2 separate regions of the Homo sapiens genome follow, and region 2 is linked to region 1. Evidence: chromatin contacts called from ENCODE Hi-C or POLR2A ChIA-PET data. All regions are on one chromosome and are shown on one strand. The core of a region is the stretch at or near the end of the contact, and the rest is flanking DNA. Distances in the headings are between cores, read along the strand shown.

Evidence for each region. A loop is a pair of places that touch in the nucleus more often than their neighbours do. ChIA-PET counts read pairs that join two places held with the same protein, here RNA polymerase II (POLR2A). Pooled maps may share reads with other maps.
Region 2: a pooled map shows a loop between it and region 1 (14-fold over the local background). The contact joins two enhancer-like sites. A Hi-C loop is called at or near these places in 2 of 37 single-sample maps with no recorded cell type and 5 of 50 pooled maps. POLR2A ChIA-PET finds 5 or more read pairs at or near these places in 1 of 52 experiments (K562).

The regions. Positions count from the first base shown.
Region 1 is chr15:70,485,028-70,489,455 of GRCh38, reverse strand. No RefSeq gene overlaps it. Among named protein-coding and RNA genes, the nearest start is that of LINC02205, 19 kb to the left of the region's middle. RefSeq lists an enhancer at 2,660-2,719. Within about 2 kb of position 2,840, at least 8 of the 41 ENCODE cell types and tissues checked have a DNase peak (open chromatin) inside an H3K27ac peak, as active enhancers do.
Region 2 is chr15:72,225,369-72,229,838 of GRCh38, reverse strand. The region is part of intron 1 of PKM (pyruvate kinase M1/2); the gene reads left to right. Among named protein-coding and RNA genes, the nearest start is that of PKM, 3.6 kb to the left of the region's middle. RefSeq lists enhancers at 1,160-1,419, 2,837-3,131. Within about 2 kb of position 2,963, at least 37 of the 41 ENCODE cell types and tissues checked have a DNase peak (open chromatin) inside an H3K27ac peak, as active enhancers do.

The sequences.
Region 1 (4,428 bases), core at 1,591-4,090:
AACTGGGGCTGGGAACCCAGCGGGTGTTTGAGGGGCAGAACTGGGAAGGACCAAGGCCAGAGATTCAAAGGGAGCTGCAGGGGAAGGCGGCGTTTCTGCCAGCTCCACCTTCGGGATGGATCCAGAATCCACTCCTTCCCCCAACCTCCGCCAGGCAACCATGCACAAACCGCCATCCCATAGGCACCCTGGCATCCCTCCCTAACCAGCTGAACCCCCCACGTCCCCACTTCCCCCCTCAGCTTATTCCTCACATGTTTGTCAGAATAATCCTCAAGAAAACACTCATCCCACTCAAGGCCTCCGTGACTCCCACCTTCCCATGTAGGTCTCTTGCTTCATCTCCCACCTCTCTCCCCGCGCGGCAGGGCTTCAGGCTCTTCCTGCACCCCTCTGGCCTGGCTGCCCCTCTCTCCCATTCCCCAGTGGCATCTGGTCTAGGGTTGGCTGATAAAATAGAGGATCCTAGTTAAACTTGAACTTCAAGGTAAACCACACTTAAGTATAAGTATATCCCAAGTGGTGTAGGTGTTACTCACCTGCAATTCACATGTGGCTGAGCATCCTGTATGGTCGTTTGCTAACCTGGCAGCCCTAGTCTAGTCCATCCCCTCTGGACCTGAAATCTCTCAGGTCAAGGATCTTGTGCTTCTGGGCTATTGATTGAGAGAAGGGGGAAAGCTATCTTCCATGTATTTTATTTTAAATAAGTATATCTATTTTAAGTAAATTTATTTTTTTTGGAAAAATCCGCTTGTTTTAAGTGGGGTGTCCTGGGAACCATGTTCCCTCATCTCTTTCTTGCCCCTTAGTGACCAGAGGGTGGGGATGTTAGGAAAATTGGAAGGGATGGTATTTTAAGTCAGAAAATTGTAGGTTTGAGCGTAGCATCTGTCACTGATTCTGTGACGTCTCAGAGCATTGCTTTCACTGCTCTGGCCTCAGTTTGTTTCTCTCTAGATGGGGGCTAGGACTTCATCTGCCTCCCAGGTGGCTGTGGGATTCATGATGCATGAGTTATGCTCATCATGGACATATGTGCTAGCCATGTGAGGGGTTAGGTTAATAAGGCTCCATTGCCTGTGGTTCCAGAGTCACCTGGGCTGAAGGGTAGGTAGATGTGGCCTAATCCATAAGCTCCGTGCTGGTCAGAAGTTTGCTGGGCAAGTGAGTGAGTGCCAGATCTCTTAATTTCTTGGGCCTGCCTGGTTGGCCATGCAGTTCAAGGTTCTGGTCACCAGGGGTCAGGCTTGCACACGGATGGCTAAGTTCTGTCTTTTATGGTGCTCCAGGGAGCCTCCAGACTGTGAGCCAAAGGGACGGTGAGGATGGGGGGTGGCACATTTTAAAAAATGTGGATCTTGGAGCTGTAGGTCTGTGACCTGCAGATCTGGGAGGTCAGACGTTATTCTCTCTCATATTTACATCTTGCTTGGTACCTTCTGGAGAGATCCTCATCTCTTTGGCCCTTCACCAGGAGACTCCATGAAGGAATTGGGTTAGGTGGCTGGGGTTTGGAGAGAATGCTGGGCAGGGGTTTTGAAGCGCATTTGAGTCTTAGCTCCAAGTCTGCCCCTTACTAGTGTCCTTGTTGGCTCTATTACCTCCTGGGCCTAAGTTTCTTCTTCAGTGGAATAGGGTAAAAATACCTCCTCTGCAGAGATGCGTCAAGATCAGTGAGTAGAGGTGGGGCAGGGATAACTTCTCGAGGCTAGCCCAGCCCTGTCTAGAATAGCTTATGATGAAAATGGAGAAATAAGATAGAAACACAGGGAAAGAGCAAGTGTTGTCACGGGGCATCATATAATCCCTTGCTAAGTTGCAGAAGTGAGCACTAGGGTTCGGAAGAGAGAGAGGGCAGTCCAGAGAGGGGAAATTGCTGGCTTGAGCTCACATAGCCAGAGGGATAAGCGCAGGGTCCACTGGGCAGGTGGCTGAGCTGGGCATTGGAAATGAACAGTAGATCAGGCACCCAAGGCAGGTGTGCCCAGCTGATCCAGGCCACAGCATGTAGGCTGCTGGGCCCCTGCAATTTCAGATTCAGTTCTGTGTGTCTCCTGGGCACCTGCTCTGGCGGTGGGAGTACATGCTCTCCAGGCATGTGTGTGTGCTTCCCATGTAGTGCAGTGAGCAGCAATGTGGCTTCAATCTTTGGTCCAGGCACGGACCCAGCACCCAGAGAAAGCGATTTTCCTGCTTGTGGTTTCCTGGCCTCCTCCAAGAACCTCACACGTCCATGTTGCTCACAGAGAAAGATGGATCACTCTGGGGGTTCCTGGAAGAGTTGCTGTCTTTGAACAGTCCCTCTCTTGCCAAGACCCCTGCCTTCCTCCCGGCCCCCAGCCTACTGCCTCTCCGCAGGAGGACAGCATGTCCTGGGCCTCTGCTCTCTGGCCTCAGTCATGGTGTGGCTGGGTTGCTCTGGGGACGCTGAGGGTTCTTGATCGCGGCCTGTCTCAGGGTAGGTCCCCATGGATTGCCCTCCCACCCCTGGCCAGGTTGCTGTGGTTTCCCCATCAGTAGAAATGACTCCTCACCCACAATTGCATCAGTCCCTCCACAGACGCAGTGAATCATGTTGCAAGATGTGGTTATGGACTGCGCCCTGTGCTCTGGTTAGGGGCTGGTTGGGCCGGGCCAGGGGTGAGGGAAGTGTGGGGGGTTGACCATGTTTTGACTTGAACTTGGGAGAGGAAAGAAAAACCCAGGAGAGGGCCTCCAGGGGTGGGGTGGGGTAGGTGTGAGTTGACACTGAACTCATCACCCATGGGACTGAAGCAAGTATCCAGTAACCTTAACCGAGACCACACTGGGGAACCTTCTGGCTTACTCACCCTCTGGCCCTACCGCTACCACCAAGAGAAAAAGAAGTGAAGAGAACGAGCTGGTTCATCCTCTAGTGCATTGCAGCGGCGTGGGGGAAACCAGGGAGATGGGTTGGTTTGCTTTCTTCCTGTTTCTCTATTTGAACTCCCTGGCTTGCTTCCCTTCAGCTGACACATGGTGGCCATGGGCTGAGAATGTCCAACCTCAAGAAGAATTTCTTCCCTCTCTCCACTTCACAGGCCAGGCTCATAGCTGCCCCTGGGTAGGAACTATCTGCAGGGAGGTAGACTCCAGCTGCTTGGAGTTGTATGACCCTTCCCAGAGGCAGATCTACCCATTTTTCAGTGGAGAAGATGAGGCCCAAAGGGAAGTTGCCGGACACTTTGCTTCCGCCTCTCTCTCCCATGCCCTCCTGTGCAGCTGAGCTCATGGCATCAGAATCTCAGGATCTTTCAACACTTTCCAGCTGGGCAAGGTGGGAGTGAGTTGGCTGTGTCTTCTTGTTAATTGTCCATGCCTTTATTTACTTATTTATTTTTAATTTTTAAATTGACACAATAATTGTACATATTCATGGGGTACAGTGTGATGTTTTTATACATGTATACATTCTGTAATGATCAAGTCAGGGTATTTGGTACATCTATCACCGCGTACATTATCATTTCTTAGTGGTGAGAACATTCACAATCCTCTCTTCTAGCTACTCTAAAATATACAATATAATATTGTAACCATAGTCACCCTCCTGTGTAATAGAACAGCAGAACTTATTCCTGCTACCTGATTGTAGCTTTGTACCTATTGACCAACCTCTCACCATGCCTCCTCGCCCTCTCCTCTCCAGTCTCTAGTAACCACCATTCTACTCTCTACTTCTACGAGATCAACTTTTTAGATTCTGCATATGAATGAGATTGTGTGGTATGTATCTTTCTGGGCCTGACTTATTTCACTTAACTTAATGTCCTCCAGGTTCATCCACATTGCTTCAAATGACAGGATTCCATTTTTTTTTATGGCTAAATGGAATTCCATTGTGTGTGTGTGTGTGTGTGTGTGTGTGTGTATGTGTGTGTGTGTGTATAGATAGATAGATAAAGATATCATGGTATCTTTATCTAATTATCCATTGTGGGACACTTGGGTTGTACCTCTTCTCTACAGGAGGCAAGGCTGTGCAATGGTTCAGAGATAGCCCAGCAAATGCTCTGTAATGAGGCTTGGAGTTTCAACCTCACTGTCTTGAGCAGAAGAGAAATGGGCAATATGACATATGGAGGTGCCACTGAAACAAAACACCCCAAAATCTTGAGTCAACACAGTGGGGATAGCACTCTGGAGTCCACACTGGAACGGCAGTGGGTTTGTCTGAATGACAAATACACTTGTGTAAGTCACTGAAATGTGGAGGGCTGTTTGTTACTGCAGCATAGTCTACCTACCCTGACTTTGCAATGCTGAGCTAAGGAGATTGGCCTTGATTCTGAAGGTCATGGGAAGAGATTCAAGTCTTGGGAAAGGATGGCAGGGCCTAGATCCAACACTTGGGTTAAGAAGGTGGTTTTTCTTCCTTTTAGATTGTGAGCTTCCTAGGTGCAG
Region 2 (4,470 bases), core at 1,714-4,213, 1.7 Mb before region 1:
TGGTTACGGAGGGGGCAGGAAATCTGTCGCGTTCACTGAACGCAAACGGTGTGGGTCAAGGGCTGTTTGGGGGTCAGAGTTAGAGACCAGGATGACTAGACGAGTCATAGCCCACCGAGCTCACAATCTTAAAATGTATCTCCTGTAATGCTGGGAGTGGGGTACGAGCTTCCTGCTGTGGGAGGGAGGGGGACAGGAAGCCTCGTAAGGTCTCACCAGGTGGCAAGCACACTGGATTAGAAGATGCAGGAAAGCACCTTCCAGTCTGAAGATCATTTAAAGACTCAGTCATGTAAGGGCATCCCTTGGCTTCTTAATCTACGTACTCCAGACCCAGGGCTTGGACCTTTGCTGGTACGGGTTAAAGTGAGGCCGACAGTGAAGGTCCACGTGGAGAGAGACATTGGGAAGTTGTCAAAAAGGCGTTTAGAATCAGGTTTGACTCATTAATTTCCTGAGACTCTGAAGGAGTTCAGCCTCTACACCTCAGTTTCCCCTGGGAAAACTGGGAGTAACATTTTCCTCATGATGGTTGAAAGGATTCATGCTTACGTGGATGTGGCACACTCAGTAAGTGTCTAATCTCTGGCGAAATACCCAGAAGAAAAGCCTGTGACTGAATATATTATTTTTGAGCACAATTACTTAGTCCACAATTGAGCATAAGGGCCTTGATCCATTGTCTTCCTACTGTCCCCAAACGCCTACAGCTAATCGTGAGGAATCAGGCTCTCTGAATAACCACGTGTCTCCTGGAAACCAGTTCCCCAAGGGATCTGGTTTAATATTGACAAAGTAACTGATAATGTAACTTTCCAACTCTCTGCTTGGAGCAGATGCTTTTTGGTCATCTGAGATTGGGACCTGTAGACAAAGGCAGGCAAGGAGGGGCTGAGTTAAGCCTTTGGTGTTCCGCTGTAAGTAGAATACTACCTACCAGAGGAACATTCCAGCCCTTGACTTGCTCTGCCTGCTGGTGAGATTAGGATTGGAGCCAGGGTCAGTAGCCCCCAGTTGGCCGTCTTGAGGGTGTGGCCACTCCCTAGGTCACAGAGGAGATGGAGGTCAGGACTCCCCTGCTGCAGCGTTGTTAGCAAATAATTTGCCCTTTGGTGGCCTGAGGTGCTGTGGGGGCAGGAGTGGGCTGTCTTGTGGGGAAGGGAAATGTAACGTATCACCAAATCTGTGGGGGAGTGGGGCTCTGTGGGGAAGATGACTCAACCTTTCAATTATTCTGCTTTTGAGAGAATTATCTTCGCTGGGTGAGTGGGGAAACTACATTGTGGTTCTTGCAGGCTTAAAAAGTCCCTTCTCCCCTTTCAGTGAGTCAGATAATGAAGCATGCATTTCCCCTAATTAAAAATGCCTCAACTACGGAGCTTGCAGTGAGCCGAGATCGCGCCACTGCACTCCAGCCTGGGCGACAGAGCGAGACTCCTTCTCAAAAAAAAAAAAAAAAAAAGCCACAACTAATTAAAAAATGATTGGTCCGGGTCACCTGGTTCTCTGTACTGCCTTAAGAGCTTAAGTGTAGACTGGCAGAGCCCGGTGCCCAGCTAATGCCGTCTGTGCAGCTTCATTCCTGGCCCTTTTGTAGCGGGCACAGCCGCCTCTCCTGGGACTTGATTAATGATGACTTAAAGAAGGTTCTTGAACTCATTTCTCAGTTACTGACTTGAGCCAAAATGTATGGATGTTGGTCTCCTGTCTAGCACAACTGCTTTCATTTTAAGCATTGCATTAGAAATAATGTTGTATTCATATTTTAGCAAAGAGCATCATTAGCTCTTTAAGAACCGTACCCCCAGTGACTTAGCAAATTTGGTGGCGGTGACTCTAAACAGCTAGCACTTTATGGGAGTTGCTTCTGTGCCTTGAATGTTGTGACACTGATGTGGGGTCACAGGAAAAACCATTTTATTTCCTAAAGCTGTTTATTTCTTAATATTGAGGCAATGGAAGAAATGAGGAAACGGCCGTGGGCAGGAAGGTAGAAGAAAATGCAGCACTTACATTACAAACTCACTTTACTTGGGTTTTAGTTTATTTTGCTTCAGTTTTTTGTTTTTTTTTTTTTTTTTTTTTTTTTTTTTTGAGATAGTTTTGCTCTTGTTGCCCAGTCTGGAGTGCAATGGTGTGATCTCGGCTCACTGCAACCTCCACCTCCTGGGTTCAAGCAATTCTCCTGCCTCAGCCTCCCGAAGTAGCTGGAATTACAGGCACTTGCACCACGCCCAGCTAATATTTTTGTATTTTTAGTAGAGATGGGGTTTCACCATGTTGGCCAGGCTGGTCTTGAACTCCTGACTTAGGTGATCCACCGGCCTCGGCCTCCCAAAGTGCCGGGATTACGGGCGTGAGCCACTGCACCTGGCCTGCTTCAGCTTTTATGAAGGCAAGTCAGGATGTGTTATCTTGGCCAAGAGCTAAGACTGAGACCGGAGTAGAGGAAAATGACTCATTTGACATTACCCTTCTTTCTGAATCACTCCAAAAGTCCACAGTCAAATCTCAATTAGCTGGTATAACACAAGAATGCGTTGACCCTGTGAGCAGAGTTTTATTGCATCTTCAAGGGTCTTCGTGAGATTGGTTTATTTGGTATGAGGTCTTAAGGATTTTAAGTTGTCCCTTTAAGCATCAGTTCTGATACAGATGGGAATAGAGCTAAACAACCAGATATATGAAGACCATTTTTGATACCACCATACTTGCGGGGAGCTTGCATTTTTTTACCAAGGGGCAGACTGGATAATTGAGTAATTTAAATACTTGGGACTTTGTTAAAGAAGCTGTTGGGGGAAGGTGAGCCTGGGTGAGTGGTGGAGGGTGATGTGCAGCATCTGCTGGGCCTTCCTGCCTCTTGGTATGACTGCTCAGCTCAGGAGTTGGGTGCTTTAGGGCCCCTACCATGCAGTGCGGTGAAGCCCCGCCCCTGCAGTGGTTTGTGCTTGTCTGCACGTAGGAGGGAACAAGCCGGCTGCAGTACCTTCGGTGGCCTCTGAGACTCACCTCCCCCACTTCTGTCCATAGACAAAGCTCCTGGGGAGCCCTAAGCCTCTTTCCTCATGCCAGCAAGCAGTCTTGGAAGCAGGCTGGGGCTGCAGTGGGAGAGATGCCAAGACCAGTTATTCAAGGGCAGTGAGGTTGCCAGTCCTAGCATTTCACACTGTGGACCAGCACAGCTGCTGGCTGAATACTGCAGTCAAGATTCTCTGAAGGGAGTCCTATCCCTTCCAAACATCTTCAGTTTACTTGCAGATAATGTTTCTTCATTTTTTATTTTATTTTATTTTATTTTATTTTTTTGAGACGGAGTCTCGCACCATGACCCAGGCTGGAGTGCAGTGGTGCAATCTCAGCTCACTGCAAGCTCCGCCTCCCGGGTTCATGCCATTCTCCTGCCTCAGCCTCCTGAGTAGCTGGGACTACAGGCAACCGCAACCACGCCTGGCTGATTTTTTTTGTATTTTTTAGTAGAGACGGGGTTTCACTGTGTTAGCCAGGATGGTCTCAGTCTGCTGACCTCGTGATCCACCTGTCTTGGCCTCCCAAAGTGCTGGGATTACAGGCATCAGCCACCGCGCCTGGCCATGTTTCTTCAATTTTAAACAACTGATATCTCCCTTGGCCATGAACGAAAAAGAACTGCCCATCAGTGGAGTCAGTCAGGGCACATAAGACACACTGTGTCCACCATGCCATTTCAGAGGAGATTTGATTGAGTTAAGCAGGGAAATAGAGATGTTGTAAACGTTGAAACTATCTGGGTATCCCTCTTTGGTTATTAACATTAGATGAGCAGAAAAACAAATGTCACCGATGGGCAAACATTTAAAAAGTCTGGCAGTACCAAGTGTGGAAAAAGGTGTGGAAGGCAGCAACTCAGCGTTCATTGATATAGCCACTTTGGAGAGCAATTCAGCCTTATTTAGTAAAAATAGAAATAAACATACTCCATGACCTAAGACTTCAATTTCTGGATATATAGAAACTCACACAGTACAGGGAGACATGTACTACAAGAGTATTGATTAATAGAAGAAACTTAGTTTAACGGGGAGGGAGAGTGGCCACCAGTAAGACAGTCCATAAATAAAATGGTCTGTTGTACAGTGGACTAGTGTAACAGCTTAAATGAATTAGCTAGATCCATATACCCACTGGATGGATCTTAAATGTGCTGCTGAGTGAAAAACAAGTTACTCAGTGATATATACAGTATACCACTTAGGGCATTAAGAAAACCACAATATTATAGGGTTCAGTATAGACATAGATACACTGTACATAGACTTCAGTGAACTGGAAGGATATAGAGTTCATGACAGTGATTGGGTGTCAAAATGCATGATGTGGCTGGGAGCAGTGGCTCACACCTGTAATCCCAGCACTTTGAGAGGCTGATGCAGGAGGATCACTTGAGGCCAGGAGGTCGAGACCAGCCTGGGCAACATCGCAAGATTCCCA